2 separate regions of the Homo sapiens genome follow, and region 1 is linked to region 2. A link is a contact called in ENCODE Hi-C or POLR2A ChIA-PET data. All regions are on one chromosome and are shown on one strand. The core of a region is the stretch at or near the end of the contact, and the rest is flanking DNA. Distances in the headings are between cores, read along the strand shown. Region 1 has its middle 55 kb from the start of BCL6. Region 2 overlaps TPRG1 (tumor protein p63 regulated 1).

Region 1 (2,700 bases), core at 198-2,697, 1.5 Mb after region 2:
CTTGCAGCTGGTGTCATGGTCGTATTCCCTGAGAATGTTCTCCCTTGTTTGTTTTGAATACTGCTGTGGTGGCATCTGCGATGTCACCATCACCACGACTGACAGAAAAATTATCCTGGAATAAAAGTTCCTTTTCTTTGGTCTCTCAGGAAAAAGAAAAATCTTCAGAGCGATACCACATGTTTGTTCTGTGCCTTTTAGCTTACAGTGTCTTTCACGTAAATTACTTTTGGTCTCCTAACAACCTTGTGGTGATGTGTGTGTGCAAGAGGGGATATGGCACAAAGAAGGCTCATGGAGGAGAGGAATTACTTCCTCTGGATTCATGGGGTCCCTGAGGCTCAGAGAGGTCAAGCAACATGATGAAGTTCACACAGGCCGTCAAAGATAATGCAGGAACTCAGATGGTGGTTTCCTGCCTCCAGACTTCATGCACTTCTAACTTTCTTGAGCGCCCAGGGACACCACATCTTTAGGTCAACAGAAATGGAGGGAGCCTCTTTGTTTGGTTACTATACCTTCTGAAGTCCAGTCTCAGCTACATTCTTTTAAGGAATCCATCAATTTTAGTTGAAAATGCAACAGAGGTGCTGTTTCTCAACTGGGGGCAATTTTGCCCCTGGTGGACATTTAACAATGTCTGGAGACATTTTGTGTTGTCACAACTGGACAGAAGGGAGTGGGTGTCCCTAGTATTTAGTGACTAAAGGTTAGAGATTTTACAAAACATCCTACAATGCACAAGGCAGCCACCACCCCCACCCCCAATAACAAAGAATTATTCAGGCCAAAATGTCTAGAGTGCCAAGGTGGGGAAACTGTGTTGGAGGAAAAACAAAAAACAAAACAAAACAAAAACCCTACCTCCAATTCCCAGATCACCATGCACTTAGAAAGCTTTTCATAATGTCTCATTTCTAAAACCGACTATAGATGTTTTGCAAGCATATTTTTCTCCTATCATAAGGAGGATCTGCTAAATATGTCATAGCTGGAAGGGGAAACTGAGGCCCAGAGAAAAGAGGTGACTGTTCAAGGTCACCCAGCTAATAAATGATGGAGAAAGAACAGGCCCATTCTCCTGCCCTAAGGAGAATGCATTTTCTACTTCATCATGCTAAGCTTTGAGCCATTTTCTGACTCACTGATTCAATAAATGTTGTGATCTGAATATGCTCACTGACACAGACTTGCTTACAGCTTATTCTCACACAAAAATGAGGAGATGTGAAAAAAAAAAATACGAAGACATGTGAAAAAACCCAATGCAATGTGAGAAGAACCTCGTTGATTCTGCCTCAGTTCCCTTGATGTCTTTAGACCCACACCCACGACACAGCTAGCTGCTGGACAGAGGGGCTTTTAGTCTCTTTTTGAAGAGATAAAAGGTAAAAGCTCTCTACTGGAAATGAAACTGACGTCATTGAAGCCCTCAAGTTTCCTTGCAGAAGGCACATTACTGAAAATATCTAAGTTTCTTGGAACTTCAATCTTTTTCTTTTTTTTCTTATTTGATTTTCATAGCTTGTTCTGTTGGTTTAATGTTTGTTTTTCACTCAGCCAGTCAGTGAAACTGGGTTGGTCAGTGAACTTTCTAGGGACTGGAGGTTTCACTTTCAGGGTCTAAAAGTTTTGGTTTGGGCTTTTAAAGCCTTCATTAAGACAATTAGGGTTTAGCATTCCAGGCCAAGAGTGAATTTAAAAGATATGCATGCAAGAATTGCTTAGATAGTATTTATTGAATAGGTTAATTTTGACAAAATATTTATCCAACATGTGCTCTGTATTAGGCTCTGCCATAGGCAACAGAGAAACAGCCCTGAGCAAGACCCAGATGCTTTCTTCCCTCTATTGCTGACAGTCTGACTGGGGAAATTAATCAGTAAATAGTTCTCATCTACCCCTTAAAAAAAAATCCCTTACACTCTATGGAAGACTGAGCTCAAATTTTATTCTCTTACTAGAATATCCTTACCTTTTTTTCTTGGTCAAATTCCTATTCAGTTTTTGGGGATAAAAGCAAACGCCAACTCTCAAAAAAAAAACCTTTAGAAATCTCCCTAGGTAATCAGAAAATGCTTGTTCAGTACATCTTCAACCTCTTCTCCAAATGGTTACAAAACCATTCAGCATGCATTGTGGCCCCTTGTGGGAAAGTGGTGTAGGCTGTTCATTAAGAGGCACCCTTGTTTAAAACTAGATTGTATCACCTGCTGGTGCCTTGAGTAGTTTACTTAGACTCTCTGAGCCCAGTTTCATCATCCGTTGTGAGGATGAAGTATCGCACAGCCTGTGCAGTACCTGGCATATGGCAATTGCTCAGTACAGAGTTAGCCTAAGTGTCAGGCACTAAGCTCTCTGTGCTGCAGAGGATCCAAAAATTCAAGTGACATGGGCACTTCTCCCACAGAGCTCATAATATAGCAAGTAGAAACGTTCACAAAACCTCTGCAAAAGATAGACCACGACATGTTGAGAGGTGACAGCGCGCTGGCAGCCCTCACAGCCCTCGCTCACTCTCGGCGCCTCCTCTGCCTGGGCTCCCACTTTGGCGGCACTTGAGGAGCCCTTTAGCCCGCCACTGCACTGTGGGAGACCCTTTCTGGGCTGGCCAAGGCCAGAGCTGGCTCCCTCAACTTGCAGGGAGGTGTGGAGGGAGAATGTTAGAACATTTATTATAAAAAGTATTGAGGAGCAGAT
Region 2 (2,768 bases), core at 133-2,632:
TACCCAATCAGGAAAGGAGTTATATATTATATTATAGTATGAAGTTATTCATACATTTCATGTGAACAAACAGTGTGATAGAAGAAACCTGGATTTTATTAATAACAGTATAGTGGCAAATAAAGAACAACTCCATTCTAATTTGCACTGATTAATCTATATATGAACTGCCAAGACAAGTGTTGAATATAATATTTTAAAAGAAGTGTTTACCAAACAGAATAGTCTACAAAGAAGAGACAAGCTCGATAAGGACTCTGGATAATGCATCATATTTAAAAATGATTGTGCTCACTGGAGTTTTGTCTCTAAATACAAAAATAAAACTACTGTCACTACCTTTTAGGAGAGCACCTGCCTTTATAGAAAGTGTGAATATGTGAACTAGGAAATTAATTTATTTGGGATACCTTCAAAGGAATATCTAGCATCAAATCTATACATTTCCAAGGAGAGAGGTTTGGGTGCAATGTCCAGAAAAACCTTCTACTTGTTGCTGTTGCTCAGTAGTGGAATTAACTGCTTTAGAAAGCAAGGAGTTCTGGGCTCTTGGAATGTTCACACAGAAGCTGATTTTCCATCTGCTGTGCATGCTCTGGTTGAGGGCATTCCTGCAACCTCAACCAAAGGAGGCTAAACTACATGACCTTTAAGATCCTTTCTAATCTCAGATTCCGTGAAGAGTGCTCAGACAATATTAAAAAAGGAAAAGGAATTTCTGAGATGCATGGGGTAAGCATTATGGGCAGGACACGACAGACAAGTTGGTGGTTCAGAACACTTGATCTCAACGCATCCACAATATATCATGATCTGTCATATCTACCTTAAAAACGTAGGAGTTAATTAAACTGGGCTTGCAAATTCCATTTGGCTTCACTGAAAAGGGGACTGAGATATTTACTAAGAGCTTTTTAAAATCGAATATAAAATAGCACACGAGATACAAGGTCTAGGTTGAGAAGCAGTCTCATGACTTTATTCCTTATATTTCACATTGGCAGCAGGCCTGCAATGAAATATGGCTCATTTTTTTTGGTCTTGGGCTTTGAGGCTAAAGAGAGGGTTTAGCAGAGGATATCATAATTCCTTTTTGTGGATACAGAAGAACCCTAAGCAGTTGCCAAAATCAGGTAGAATAAGACAAGTATTGGTCCACTCTCAGTAACTCCAAGGCCTCAGAGTTTTTCCTTAGCTTCTGGGGAACTGGTATCTACAAGGAAATCAAGAGGCCTAGTCCCCTAACTGCTTTCGGAGCACGTTGTGGGAGGTGCAGACCAAAGGTGAGTTTACACATCAGTGACTAAAGTTTCCTGCCACTAAGCATAAGAAGTCACTCATGAGCAGCGTCCCTAAACCACAGCTACAGGATGTGGGCACAAGCCCTTGTATAATTGTTGGCCAAGAGCCAATGAGCATTCATCCCTGTGCAAATACCTTGGCTTTTTTATGTTGTTGTTAACCTTTGAAAACCACAGGCATTAGTCTCTCTCTTTCTTCCCCTTGGCACAAGTCATCTTCTTTTCTCCAACTTGGTCTCTTGTGTGTAAAGAATTTCTGAGGAGCTTTTAAGCCTAAATTTAATACCTTTGCCCTCCCCCTCTCCTGCCCCACAAAATGCCAGCAGAGGTGAAGCTGCCTTACAAAATATCTGCTGGCTCTGCCAGCTTCCGCAGCTTTGTTTGGGCTTTTTTTATCAGATAGGAAATCGGAGAGCTCTATAAGTGTCCTTAGCCTTTAAGAAAATGATGGCAATTTCTGGAAATTCTTCCCAAACGACTGTGCCCTATTGTTTTCTCATTTCAAAATTATCTCAACAACTACGATACATCAATTCAGATGGCATGTCTTTCCCATGGAATACAGATATTATATTGGAAAGAGCAGTGGGCTAGGGATAGAAATTGGAAAATGTAGTCTAATCTCAGTATTTCCAAAAGTTCACCATCTTCTTTTTGAGAAATGTCTTTCTAGTTTCTAGGCCTTTGCTTCATTTTCTGTGAAATAAAAGCACTGAATTGACATGGTTTTTCTGCCTTCTTATCCCCAGAACTCTACAAACTGGCTTCCTAAGAAGGTTTAAACAAAGGCTGAATAAAAAATGGACCTCAAGGCAAATGATTCAGAAGTGCCAACTTATAAGTGAGCTTCTCTTTTCTGCCTTAGATGACCTTAAGATGACCAAAGGTCAGGCCTCCAAACAGGCCCAATTGACCACCGAGGAGTGAGTCCTGGTGATTGTTTAAAAGTCCTCCTGTTGTGTTAAAACATCTATCTGCTTTGAACTTTCTCACCCTCAGAACTGCCTACGATGTATCAGAAGATAGTGAGGCATTTGTCAGTGGAGCTGTTCAAGCAGTTTCTGAAATAAAGCTTATCAGAGATTTTTCAAGTGGAAATTCCTGAATGAGATAAAGACCGAATAATGAAGACCTCCAACCATGACATTTTGGTTATGAAATGCTTTGTACTCTACTTAATGTATCTTGCGTCTACTCCTATTATCAATCAAACTCATCATGCCATTTGCTAAACTGTAGTGGTAAGTTCAAATGATAGTCTGATAAAAACTCCAAGTGTACACATAGGTCCCCTGGGTTGTGGCTCCCTGTTGAGCTTAAGGACAAAGATCCCAAGTAAGAACACCAAGTGTAAAATGAGAAAACCATAATCAGTAGGTCGATGGTAATGAAGAAACAATTTCTGGAGGAAATGTAGTTCCCTTGGATGTTTTCCCACCTTCTGCTGCAAAAGTCACATCACTCTCT

What was found. Hi-C counts contacts between places; a loop is a spot of excess contacts on that map. ChIA-PET counts read pairs that join two places held with the same protein, here RNA polymerase II (POLR2A). Pooled maps may share reads with other maps.
Region 1: a map of naive thymus-derived CD4-positive, alpha-beta T cell shows a loop between it and region 2 (13-fold over the local background). The contact joins two enhancer-like sites. A Hi-C loop is called at or near these places in 1 of 168 maps with a recorded cell type or tissue (naive thymus-derived CD4-positive, alpha-beta T cell) and 6 of 50 pooled maps. POLR2A ChIA-PET finds 5 or more read pairs at or near these places in 1 of 52 experiments (WTC11).

The regions. Positions count from the first base shown.
Region 1 is chr3:187,798,903-187,801,602 of GRCh38, reverse strand. No RefSeq gene overlaps it. Among named protein-coding and RNA genes, the nearest start is that of BCL6, 55 kb to the right of the region's middle. Within about 2 kb of position 1,447, at least 3 of the 41 ENCODE cell types and tissues checked have a DNase peak (open chromatin) inside an H3K27ac peak, as active enhancers do.
Region 2 is chr3:189,323,490-189,326,257 of GRCh38, reverse strand. TPRG1 (tumor protein p63 regulated 1) reads right to left here. Exons shown (of 6, transcript NM_198485.4): 6 at 954-2,768. Among named protein-coding and RNA genes, the nearest start is that of TPRG1-AS2, 84 kb to the right of the region's middle. RefSeq lists an enhancer at 993-2,192. Within about 2 kb of position 1,382, at least 6 of the 41 ENCODE cell types and tissues checked have a DNase peak (open chromatin) inside an H3K27ac peak, as active enhancers do.